2 separate regions of the Homo sapiens genome follow, and region 2 is linked to region 1. Evidence: read pairs that join two places in POLR2A ChIA-PET (ENCODE). Cell type or tissue: OCI-LY7. All regions are shown on one strand. Each heading gives the region's core, and the rest is flanking DNA. Links, peaks and the distances in the headings are about the cores only.

The links. ChIA-PET counts read pairs that join two places held together with the same protein. Peaks named below come from ENCODE experiments on the same cell type or tissue, not always from the same donor. Only the 100,000 strongest peaks of a DNase experiment are listed, where the experiment ranks them.
Region 2: POLR2A ChIA-PET joins it to region 1 with 8 read pairs; 3 of 35 experiments call an interaction of 5 or more read pairs at or near these places.

Annotation. Positions count from the first base shown.
Region 1 is chr6:18,388,655-18,397,233 of GRCh38, forward strand. The region is part of intron 1 of RNF144B (ring finger protein 144B); the gene reads left to right. Among named protein-coding and RNA genes, the nearest start is that of RNF144B, 5.6 kb to the left of the region's middle. In OCI-LY7, for the core only: a CTCF peak has its summit at 4,044; DNase peaks (open chromatin) are centred at 2,037, 2,527, 3,577 and 4,017; H3K4me3 peaks cover 4,147 bases; H3K27ac peaks cover 3,679 bases.
Region 2 is chr6:18,242,297-18,247,296 of GRCh38, forward strand. All of the region lies in intron 7 of DEK (DEK proto-oncogene), which reads right to left. Among named protein-coding and RNA genes, the nearest start is that of DEK, 20 kb to the right of the region's middle. RefSeq lists an enhancer at 142-436 and a silencer at 3,334-3,393. In OCI-LY7, for the core only: no CTCF peak of the experiment used is centred there; no DNase peak of the experiment used is centred there.

The sequences.
Region 1 (8,579 bases), core at 1,879-6,878:
ACAGCAGTGCCTTAAATACTTCTAAAACTATCCTGAGGGGGAGAAAAACCTATAGCAGATCCACAAAGCCACTTGTAGATAATTGTATTATGAAATCCAAGGTCATGGTTTCACACAACTCCTGCTCTGCCCTTGCACACCTTTGACTGGCATTTTTTTTTTTATTTTTGTCGTGGGCATAAACTTAGAAAAGTGGGAAAGGGAAAAACCTCAGTTTCAAAAGTAGTCTCTGACTAATTAATTATCTTGATTAAAAAAAGGTAAACATATATAGTGAACGTGAAAAAGATGTTGAGTAGTAGAATTGGGTTGCTTGGCTTTTTATTTAAAACAAACAAAACTCAACCAAAAAAACCCCCCAAAACCCCAAACAATCACCCTAGATAACTTTCTCCTACACTACTGTGCTGGAAGTCGGGCTTGAGTGTGGTCAAATCCTGCCCATTTACCCAGAGTTTTACAAATATTTACAGTCATCTATGCCAAATATCTTTGTGCTGAGTCCCAAAGAACATTCTCAGCATTCAAAAGGCCCATTCTCATGAATGGTTTCAGTTCATTGGCAATTTAAAGGCATTCAGGCTTCCAAACTAGGTCAGCTTAAGACATGTCTTTTTAAAATAATCAGTTTTTGGGTCTCAGATTATGAACCAGGTTTTTGGAGCCAAACTCTACAGCAGAGAGAAGAGTATGCTCTCTCTGGAAAGAAAAAGCTTATTTTATCTACCTGGTATGACCATTTAACTTCCTGAAAAACGTCTTTCTCCTCAGTAGTATGAATATTTTTCATCTGAGGAGGTGCACTTAAAATTTCCTTCTTGAAAAGTCATTTCAATATTTTAGACGTTTAGAAACATTTATATGTATGTCAGAATCCTTTCTCCGAAGTGTTTCTGCTAATCCTGGCTTCTTTGTTTCCCCTGGCCTTGACTTTATGACATTACTTTCTTGGAGAGTGAAGTTTTTAGTGTTTGAAATCTCCAGTTTGAGATAGAGGTCAGGAATCATGCTGAACCCAGATGTTACTGAAGGAACAAAGTCTGAGCAGTTTTGGGACTAAGCCTACTTTGTACAACTGATTATTTTGGATGTGGGAAAAGGGCCAAGCTGCCAGACAAGTCATGCTTTTCACTTGGACTTTGGGGAATAGGTATCTGTAGCCATTGCTCCTAAGTACTGAAACATTTCTTTCAGGGGTGCCTACCTTAATTTATAGAAGCTCCTTACCTGAAACAAATGGTCAATATTTTCAGCTTGTGAATTTCTGGAAGTGAATACAGATGAGAACCAGGCCTTTAATATTTTCTCTCCTCCAAGTACAATCAGAAAAGTTATCCACTCTACTACTGAGTGACTGATTTGCTAGGTGCTAGGTTAGATGCTGGGATATAAAGATGGCTAAGATGTGGTCTCTGTCCGGAAGAAATTCTCATAAGGTCAGAAGTGACTTGGGTCTAGAGTGGTAGTTCTGAATTCACATTGCTTTGCCAGATTATAAAAAGTACTTCGATGTTTGTCACCTCGATCATCTTAATTTTCTTGGTAGTGTTACCTTGACCATTTGACCATTAAGAGGTATATGACACCTAAGTTAATTTATGTAAATATTTTAATTCATAATTTTTACCTTTAGGTGTATGTGGGAGGTCTTGGACTAAAGTTTTAGTTTTATTAACTTTGGCATTTGCTATTTACCCAGTCGGTGAGTACTTTGGAACCTAATGCATCATACCATAGTTGTTATTAAAAAATGGATAACTATATATTAAATGAGTAAAAATGACCAATGCTTCTGCAACGTGGAATGAGGATCTTCTCATCTATGAGCAGATCTCTTTCTTGAATTCAAAACACAGCAATCTAAGTGAAATAGACTTTTCTTATTCATAGCTGGAGATACTTCTGATCACATGGCTTGGAGTATTTATTAAGAGCATACTTTGAAAGCCATGTCCCATTGTTTTCTAAATCTTTTGAAGTCACGAGTTTGAGTCCCAGCCCTTCATCAACTTGTTCTTTGTTTTTCTTGGGAAGATAAAACAAGACAACTCGTTTCTGTCTGTTGAACTTGTGGCTGAAACCATAAACCCACACATTCTCCTGCATATGATTATATGAAATCCTCTGTTGAAAACCTCCTCAACTAGTTGACTCTTAATAAGTAGGAGCTGGGTTTAATCACCTTTACATCCCTAGCACCTAATGTGTAGAATTTGTTCTTTGTGTGTTGACTTTGTTTCCTTCATGATAAATTCCTGTTATAGGAAATTAATTGGCAAAGACATACAAAAATCTACACCTGCACTTTGCTCAGGTGGGGTGAAGATTCCTCTTCCAAACTGGTTTCCAATTTGTTTCTAATTAAAATTTCTATATGAAACTTTTAACTTTAACAGGAGGGGGTAATATTGGCACATGCTTTTATTCATTTGAAAAAAAATTTTTGATTTAGATATTCGTGCTTTAGCGGCTCTGGTTTTCTGGTAATGTCCTGACCCAAGAAATCAGCCTGGCTCTTGCTCTATAAGGCTCTTTGAAATACCACTTCTCCTTGATTGGTCAATTACATCATTGTCTGACCTGCCTTTAAGTGGCGTTCCTTCCTGCTTCTGAGCTTTGTTGTTATGCCAGGCATAGGGAAGAAAATTATTTAGCAGGGCTGTGTGAATAATTGTGGGAGGCAGGGAACCACTGATTAAAACAGGAGTGGGCAAGGCACAGTGGTGATATTGAAGAGGTAGCTACCATGATGAATGCAAAATTGCCATGCCAAAAATATCATTGAGCTGTTATTCTCATATTCACTCCCACCTTCTTTGATAAGTTTATATTGTTTGGAAAACTGGGAATGGATTTCTACCTCTTGGGCCTTACCCTGTAGGGTAATGAGAACATGGAAAGAAGGCAAGAAGAAATGTGCTTTTAAGAAAAAGCCAGTTGCGGTGGCTCATGCCTGTAATCCCAGCACTTTGGGAGGCTGAGGTGGGCTGATCACGAGGTCAGGAGATCGAGACCATCCTGGCAAACACGGTGAAACCACATCTCTACTAAAAATACAAAAAAATTAGCCAAGCGTGGTGGTGGGCGCCTGTAGTCCCAGCTACTCGGGAGGCTGAGGCAGGAGGATGGCGTGAACCCAGGAGGCGGAGCTTGCAGTGAGCCGAGATCGGGCCACTGCACTCCAGCCTGGGGGACAGAGCCAGACTCCATCTCAAAAAAAAAGGAGCAGCAGTTTGCAAATGTTAAAACTAGATGTGCCAAGGGCCAGGCGCGGTGACTTACGCCTGTAATCCCAGCACTTTGGGAGGCCGACGCGGGAGGATCACGGAGGTCAGGAGATCGAGACCATCCTGGCTAACATGGTGAAACCCCATCTCTACTAAAAAAAAAAAAAAAAAAAAAAAAAAATTAGGTGTGGTGGCAGGTGCCTGTAGTCCCAGCTACTTGGGAGGCTGAGGCAGGAGAATGGCGTGAACCCAGGAGGCAGAGCTTGCAGCAAGCTGAGATAGCACCACTGCACTGCAGCCTGGGCGACAGAGCGAGACTCCGTCTCAAAAAAAAAACGATGTGCCAGATGTTCTGTCCTCTGTAGGATTTGGAGTTAGCTTATCACAACGTCATGTACATTGTTGGCCATGCTTGGACATCAGCACCAATATATATTTTGTAAGAAAAAATATTAGATCTCACTAAATTAGTTGTAACAGACTTTATTCATAACCTAATTTCAAGCAGCAAAGAGATTGTTTGGAAAACAGTTCTTGCTAATACTTTAAGATGCTTCTCCTTCCTGATGAAGTGCCTACTTTTTTTTTTTAACCCACAAAAAGGTTAATAGGGCTATATTTGCATATCAGTTCCATTTTTAGAAGGTTAATAGTCTCCAAGTTACAAAGTTGTGATCTCATTGCCATCCTAGAAACTGTTGAAATGACGATGTTAAAACTAAGAAATTATAGACTAAATAAAGTGCTTTTTGAGCACTTTAAGCCATGAAACAGTGGCGAGAAAACAGAAGTCCTCTTCTCTACCACAGGAGGCACAGTGATACAATACTGCCACCTCACAGAGCCTGAATAGGTGAATATTTACTTTCTTACATCTAAGACCTAAATATTTCCTGGGTTTGTTTATGCTAGAGGATATTTTCTAATCTATTTCATTTTTTCAAATAATGACAACTTATGTGTAATATCATGTATGTACTCATTGAGTTTGAGCATTATTCTTTTAAAAAGGGCAGATCATGAGGTCAGGAGATCAAGACCATCCTGGCTAACATGGTGAAACCCCGTCTCTACTAAAAAATACAAAAAATTAGCTGGGCGTGATGGCGGGCACCTGTAGTCCCAGCTACTAGGGAGCCTGAGGCAGGAGAATGGTGTGAACCCAGGAGGCAGAGCTTGCAGCGAGCCGAGATCGCGCCACTGCACTCCAGCCTGGAGACAGAGTGAGACTCCATCTCAAAAAAAAAAAAAAAAAGTAATTAATAGATATACAGTTTATTTAAGTAATTGCAGTTCCCTGACTACGAGAGGGGCAGCCTATGTTTCCATTTGTTCATGTCCTCTTAGGTTAGGGCATGCATTAGAACTGTTTTTCTGATTGAAAGAATGTACGCTGGTTCATCTTGTCCTTGAATGACCAGAGAGCTGGTTGGAGATGCAAGCGGAGAGTAGAGCTACAACACTGGCCACAAAGGAGGTCTACCATAAGCCCTTGCTTCCTTCATTGCTGTTGCTACTGCTACCAGCCAGCAGGTCACCCTGCCATTGTATTTGGATTGTATTTAGGGTAGAACTTCAGCTAATGGCTGATAATGCTCAGCACTTTACTAGACTCAATTAGTACCATTGGGTTCACTAATAGTTTCTGTTAGGAAAAGGAACCAGTAGCTAACCAAACTACTCTATTGGGCAGAAGTACCAAGATCAACATAATGCTGATTTTCAGATTGCATTGAGTGGAAACTGGTTGCCTGGTGTGTTCTTAGCTGATATGGGGATAGCTTTCCTAACAAGGCAAGGATGGGACCTTTAGATTGCTGCTCTTTTTTTCTGCTTTATTAGAATATTAGCTTCCCGAGAATATGTCTCCATTTTACAAGGCAACACTTCAGCCTTTCTTCATCACCACCCACCCTTCTCAAAAACTTTCCCCTTTGCTACCTCCCTCCCATATTTATGCATTCATATCTGTTATTCTAGCTACTTCACAGTGATGACTCGATGTCTCACAAAGGCATATAAACACATTGAGAGTATACATATGTCTCCTCTTCTGTTTGTCCCCTGTACTTGAGTAACTCTTAGAATTTCATAGCATAGCTTGGAATTAAGACCTCAGTGCAGATCAACTGGATTTTTATTTACATTAATATCCTGTGGCATCAGTAATATCTAGCTGATTCATTTTAGTAGCTTTCTATTTCTCTTAGTCTCCTTAGTTGTGCTTTAGCAGTTTCTCCAAATTTTAAAGTTTCTGCATAATAAAGTAAAAATTCCAAAATAATTAGGGATAAGTGTCCTAATAATAATTAGGGTAAGTATCCTAATAAAACATTATCCCTTCCAATTACACTATCTTTTTGTGTAAGGGAATAACTGTGTTGATTTTGGATAATCAAACAGACATAAACTACATTGGTTAAAAATACTTTGAATAGCTGGGTGTGGTGGCTTACACCTGTAATCCCAGCACTTTGGGAGGCCGAGGTGGGCGGATCATGAGGTCAGGAGTTCAAGACCAGCCTGGTCAATATGGTGAAACCTCGTCTCTACTAAAAATACAAAAATTAGCCCGGCGTGGTGGTGGGCACCTGAAATCCCATCTACTTGGAACGCTGAGGCAGGAGAATTGGTTGAACCCGGGAGGTGGAGGTTGCAGTGAGCTGAGATCATGCCACTGCACTCTAGCGTGGATGACAGAGTGATACTCCGTCCCCTACCCCCCAACCAAGAAAAAAAAAAAAAAGCTTTGAATGTTGGCTCTCCCATCATTTGCATTTTTGGAGCAGATTGCTTTTTCAGGCCATCAGCAGAATATGAAAATTCCTTATACATTCTGTGCTGAAGTATTCCCTTCTTTGACAATTCTAATGACAAGACACGAGGGGAAAGGCGACTTTCCATTCTTTCCTATCAGATAGTACTTGCTTCTCATATAATGAACACTTTATAGTGCAAGAGACACATAGAGCAGGTAGAACTGCTGGTTCTCCTTTCCTGGTAATTTAGTGCAAACTCAGACGTTTCAGAATGGCTTTCCTTCCTTACATGGCCCAACCAATCTGTCTTGTTCTATGATTAGGTATATATAAGCAAGTGATACCTGCTACCAACCTTAGAATGCCTAAACTTGAAAGGCAGCTGTCAGATTTCAAGGTGCCCCTTGCATTCTCTGCCAAAATTCTTTTCACAAGGGGTTCTTGACACTCGGTGAGAGGCACAGTCACATCTATAATCACTGTAAAAGTAATTATAATTGTTAGCTTTTAAAATCAAGTGGTAGGGTGGATAATTCAAGTCACTTTCTTATTTTTGATAGAAATGTGAGGTATGAGGCAGTAGGAGTGAGTTAGCCTCTTTCTGGAATGAAGACTTTTCTTGAAACCTGGAGGGGAGTGGATGTGAATTGCTTGTGCCCCTGTGAAGTTGTGGCCCAATGGGAGGGACAGGAGGAGCTGGGAGTGTGTTATCAAATGCCCTGAGCTTCCTGAGGCTCTACTATTGGGGGTTTCATGCTGTGAAGACCGGTGAATAGTAATATGACACAAAGGAAGAAATGCAAGGAAACCTTGGAGCCATTCACAGGCATCTCAGGTGTGGGGAAATTCATTAGAGGCTTTCAGGATTCTCCTGTTTACTGATTGAAGAGCTCATTTTGCAATGAATCAATGGTGAAAGGATTTCTTGTTTGATATTCTTTTTTTTTTTTAAATGAAGTGCTCACTGCATTTCATTCATTTTTTTAACTATCCATTGTTGGTTTTGCCCAAAGTGAGAAACGAAAGGGTTGGTTTTTAGTCTGTGCATGGTGCAGGTTTAGGCTTCTGCAATGGTGCCTGGGGGGCTGCTGAGTGGGGAAGGTCAAGGGGACTGGCTCTGGACACCCACTATTGGGTGCTGGCACTTGTCTACCTGAATCTCTTTTATACAGTGGTGGTTTGACTAAGATTTTTGTTTTTGAAAGCTCATTGCTTGAAAAATGTCTGAGAGCCATTGCTTTAGGGAATTGGTGTTATTGTACACAGAAAAATAAATCACTTTTTGAAGAATCATTTTGGATTGTTCACATCTCAAGGAGATGAAATATGTAACTTTTTTCCTCTATGTCACTGAGTCATAAGTCCTGCCTTTTTGGAATGCTTGGAATTTTTTAAAAAACAAAATGCATCTCTGCTATGTAAAGGTTTTTCTATTATAAAAATTACATATGTTTTTTATAACTTTGACTTCATAGCCTATAGGCATGTAACTCCTTAGTTTTAAGGAGTAAAAACTTACGTACTGTTTATAGTAAGAGACAATTATGTTTCACATGGTCTTGATTACCACAATTTTTAGTTCTACCTTCAAAAGAAGACTATTTCTAAGAAATATCTAATTATAGGTATTCCATTATGGATAATAATTGAGGTATTATTAGAGGAATCCAATATGTCTTTCAAGAGTATCCAATTAATTTCTAAGAGGTATCCCAATTATGTCTTTGTTTTTCAAGAGTACATTAAAACTTTGGCCTGTTTAATATTTCCTTCTAAAAAAATAATATAGAGTAAGACTGAGAAATACTTGGATTTCTCGAAGAGTACCTAGATCTCTTGCTAGGTCAGAACAACAGGATTGGCTATTCACACCAGCTTTCTCCACATGGCTAAGTGTATTTGACATTTGGGGTGTGGGATGGTTCTGGCCTGTGTCATTACCCTTTTTCTCCTACTCAGGAAGCATTTACTACCTACGTTTCTTCTTGTTGTTTTACTTGGGATTTCTCTTGAAAGAAAGATAATTCAGAATAGATTGCATAAGCAGTGAAGCAGCGTTGAGAATGTACAGGTGAGAAGACAACAGATGGGAAGTTGGTGGGACTGTGTGCCATGAGCCCGGGAGTACTGGAGACGCAAGCTGATGACAGTTGTTTAAGCATGAACTGGGAGGAAGGAAAAGGTAAAGTCATTCATTTTTACCCGTATGTTTATCATAAAGAGAGATTTTTTACAAAAACTCAAAATCCTGAATTTGACGTGCAGGTCTATTTGAATTTAATTTGCTCTTGGATGACAGCTCCTCAGTAGTTAATGGAATAACGCTGTGTCTTGAACTTTATCCGGCATTTGCTGAGAAAAAAACCATGTCTTCCACATGGAAACTAACCATTAGTTAGCTTCCTATTTAATTATTTTGAATCAGGTTTTCTGGTACTGAGTACTGGGAGTAGGTGAAAAACCTTGAATGCTTCAGGTTGCTCGAGTTAGTAATCGTTGACTTTCTGGTATGACATTAAGAAAGTGGATGTGGACAGATTGACAAGCAAATATCTCATTTATTTTTTTCCTTTTCTATCTAATCGAATTTGAT
Region 2 (5,000 bases), core at 1-5,000, 150 kb before region 1:
GGTGGCAGTGAGTATCGATCGTGCCACTGTACCCCAGCCTGGGCAACAAAGCAAGACTCTGTCTCAAAAAAGAAGAAAGAATAATACGGCAGTCTCCCTTTATCTATGGTTTCTCTTTCTGCATGTGGTTTCAACTACCTGTTGTCAACCATAGTCTGAAAATATTAAATGGAAAATTCCAGAAGTAAACAACTCATAAATTTAAAATTGCATGCTGTTCTGAGTAGTGTGATGAAATCTCATGTCATCCTGCTCACTCCTGCCCGGGATGTGAATCATCCCTTTGTCCAGCATATCCACACTGTAGATGCTCCCAGAACCTTGGCCCATTAGTCACTAGCAGCCATCTTGGTTATCCTATCAACTGTTGCAGTATCATTGTGCTTGTGCCCAAGTACCCTTATGTGACTTAATAATGGCCCCAAAGCCCAGAAGTAGTAATGTTGGCAATTCAAACATGCCAAAGAGAAGCCATAAAGTGGGTTCTTTTAAGTGAAAGCTCTTTACTCAAGGAAAGAAAAAAATCATATGTTGAGGTTTCTAAGATCTATAGTAAGAACAAATCTTCTATATGTGAAATTGTGAAGGGAAAAGAACTTTGTGCTGGCTCTGCTGTCAAACCTCAAACTGCGAAAGTTATGGCCACAGTGCAGGATAAGTGCTTAGTTATGATGAAAAAGGCATAATTTGAGGGTGGGAAACGTGAACAGAAACATGTCCCAAATGACAGCAATCGGGCTTGGCATGATCTGCAGTTTCAGGCATACACTGGGGGTCTTGAAATGTACTCCGTTCAGGTAAGAGGTGACTACTGTGAAGAGAAAGCACTAAAAAAGGTTTCTTATATATTTATTATAACCTCAAATACAAAAATGAGGAGACATACCTCACCTCTCATGGAGTCAAGACTAAATGAGATGCAAGATGTGAAAGCACATGGTATATACACTTTGAATAGTTTCTTCCTTGCAGTTGCTAATAAATGCTTACTGAGTGGTACTTCCTGGAAGACCAGAGGACGTGTCTCATTTTTTTTTTCTCCCACTTAGTAAAATGCTCAGGTATAGAATAAGATAATCATTTTGAATGAGTGAGAATAATGAACCTACCACCAAACATATTAGTCACACAACAATGCCCAGCTTCATGGGTTCTCTATAGCATGGGTTCAACCTACATTACCTTAGTTTCATCTCTCATTGCTCTACTTCTGGGCACACAACTCTAACCACGAGTTAGTCAAAGGCACCCTGCCTTCCCTGTTCCTTATCTTTGTTCACACGTACAACTTTCCTCTCCATTCCCAAGGTCAACTTGAATTGGTAGTACTTCCACTTCTACCCAAAGCCTTTCCTCAAGAGGCATGAAGATTTTCCTTCTTTAGAAATCCTATAATGCTAAGTATCAAATGGCATTTGCTTGGAAAATATCTTCTGTAACCCTAACAGCATTTAGCATACTCCCAATTCACTGACTTGAGCAATCAAAAAGTGGTTACCTCAGAAATCAAAAGCCAGTGGGCAACAGAGCAAGAACCTCTCTCTACAAAAAATTTAAAAATTGCTAGCCACTTGGTGGCAGGATCACTTGAACCCTGGAGTTCAAGGCTGCAGTGAGCCATGATCTCACCACTGTACTCCAGCCTGGGCAACAGAGTAAGACGTACGACTCTGTCTCAAAAATAAGTGAAGTACTGACCCCCATTTTAAGTCTCTTTCAAAATATCTTGAAAACTTTAGTGATTATAATAAAAATTATATGGCATTGAGGAAATAATGTTGAAAATACTCACAATGGTTAACATCTTGTTATTTAACCTAAGTGGAGACAAGACTGAGTCTTTTAACAAAATGGGGGGAAAATTAGGTTAAGTTTTTTTAAAAAAAGAATAAAGAAAAAGCTGATTTCCAAATTGTCATGAGATTTAAAGATTCGAGTTTGCTACTTCTCTATATGCTGAGTGGTTCAATCAGGACCATCAACTATTTCAGATGTTCTAAAGGGGAACAAATAAAAATGAACAGCTGCCATTAATGTCAGATAGTACAATGTACTATAACCTAAATTTTTAAAGGATCAGTAATACAGAAGTTTCAAAAACGTGAAGGGGATTCTCCCTGTCTCTGATAACCATGAAGGTACAGAATCAGAGGAATGACATAAGCACTTTTTGAAGGAAGGCAAAAAAAATCTTGGGAAAGCAAGGCTTACCTATGATTTATAGGCAGCAGGGCTCTTGAAGGAGGGTCTCCAAAAAAGACGCCTGTCACAGAGCCAGAATTCTGTCCTCACAGCAGAAAGGTTGTACTGGGTGAACAGATGAACAAAATAAAAATTAGCTTAAAATACACTATTCTTTCAACAATTTGGCTGAGAAAACTCAGAATGCCAAGAGGAAAGAATGTGCAAGTCTAGTTATATTTCACAGAAGATTATGAAAGCAAGTTTAAATGGGTTTTAGTATGGTGATTATTCAATTCTGCCTTCCAACGAAAGGTTTAAATGGTTTATACAGATTTTGCAATTCCTCTGATCAACGTGTGAGAGGAAGAGATAGTTTAGTTTTCTAAAACACAATGTGAAAGGACTAACAAAACTTTCACATTCACCTTACCACTACCAGATAATCCCTTGAATGGTCCAAATAGATAGTTTACCAAAAATTATAATGGAGTTTCTCTGACTTGGCAAACATTGTAAGATGGCTCACTGAACCACCCACTTTTGATCTGCCTTCCTCTTATAAAGGTAGGAAAGCTGACACCTAGATCTCAGAGCTTCTCTTGCAGTTAGGTGGGCAGACAACAAAGTGCTGGCTGATGCCATGTATATGGAGATCTCTGGTAAAAGGCATCCCATTCAGGGAAAAAAGCCAAAACATCACTAGAAGAAAACCTTTTGCTCTTCCTTATCTGGAACATGAATACAATGTCTAAAGGTAAAACAACCACCTTGTGATCATGAAGTTAATTGCCATATACTAAAGATGAGAGATCAGGAAAGGACAGTACCCACATCCTCAATTCCTTTCTTGAACTGCTGTACTGGCCCTAGAATGTCCCTGTCTGTGGGCTTCTTGTCATGAAAGAAAAATAAACTCCTGTTTCGAACATTATTAGTAAGGCTGACAATTATTTCAGCAGAAAACATTCCTGATAACATATGGCAACATTCAGATAAATTCTAAATACTCGTAAAACTCCACAGTTTGTTTCATACTTTCGAGATACGTATGCGCTATAAAAACACTAGAAAATAAAAATTGAAGACAGAGGTATTAGGATAAGATGAAAAAGAAATAAAATATGCTTTTAAAGAGTCTAAAAGACTGTTAGAATTGTTTTCTCCAATATGTACTATTTCCCCCTTTTTTCTGTACTCTGCAGTAATTTCTCTATGCCTCAAGGTTAACACCTGTGAATAGCATGACCAAATGTGGTTTATGACCAAATGTGGTTTAACCTCAACGGCTCATTGATACGGTTTGGCTCTGTGTCCCCACCCAAATCTCACCTTGAATTGTAATAATCCCCACGTTGTGGGAGGGACCCAGTGGGAGGTAACTGAATCACGAGGGTGGGTTTTTCTCATGCTGTTCTCATGACAGTGAAACAGTCTCACCAGATCTGATGGTTTTATAAAAGGGAGTTGCCCTATACATACCCTCTTGCTTGCTGCCGCGTAAGATGGGTCTTTGCTCCTCATTCGCCTTCCACCATGATTGTGAGGCCACCCCAGCCATGTGGAACTGTGAGTCAACTAAACTCCTTTAAAATTACTCAGTCTTGGGTATGTCTTTATTAACAGCGTGAGAAAGGACTAATACACTCATTTTAGCAATCCTGCCCTGAAGAAGCTAATCCCACATAGGAACCAGCTGATTTTCATAATCAATTTAGAGAAAATAACCTGTTTATTTTCCTATTTCTCATCAAAAGAAAAAAAGAAAATCATCCACCACTTCCTTCCCAATTGCTCTCCTTTTACTGTTCTAAAAAGCCAATGTCCAAGAGACAAGCTAATAAGGAAATTCAAAATGGCTCTTTTATAAAGGGATTTCTTTCTGAAGTTACTCTCACAAAGAATACTCTTTTATTTAATTACAAGGAAAAGAATTGCAAAACTATTGTGACTCACTCACTGCATATCATAAAAACAGAGGTAGAGGTACAGGTACAGAAAACCTCAAACAAGTGCTTTAGCAATTATCAGCTAATATGCTAAATCTGACATTTTCTTTTAAATTACTTTTGTAAAACTGTCATTTCAATTAACTATATGGATTTCAGTGATTTCATCTTAACACTGAATTTACTTATAAACACCTTAGTCTTCTACACATCTAAAGTTAAACATGAAACTAGGAGGAAAATAAATACAATTTAACCTCATATAATTAGCCAAAGGAGAACTATAAACTTACTCGGCTTGCATAAGATTTCTTACTTCAACAATGAATAGAGTATATTTGACTATACAGTTCAAAATCCTCATTTTACAGAGGAAACTGAACAAAGTAAAATCAATCTACCCAAATTCACAGTTATTTACTCCAAGAAAAACAGAACAAGAAGCTGATCTTAATGAATAAGAGTCTTTTATTTATCAAAGAAAAATCTGTGTCAGAAAATAAACAGAATATTAACTCACTAATTTCCTATCATAAAGAAATCTACAGGCAATCCAAAACTTCTGTGACTAACTTGCAACTTTTCTTTATGGCTTCTTAGAAAAGAGGTCCTTCCATAGTAATGACCAAAAATAGCTCCATTTATGAAGTTCCTAACATGGCTGACATTTAGAACTGAGTCTTCATAAAATGGAATAAGGAAAAACAAAGTTGCCACAGATACACTGTTCCTCCTGCCAGAACTTACCTTTCAAAGGCCTTTCACAGAAACTGAATCAGCAATAAAAAGCTGAAGACAGTGCTAAATTTAAAGCAACAATGCTTGTTGGAGAGACATTTATCAGGGAAAAAAAAGGGGGGGAAACAATTT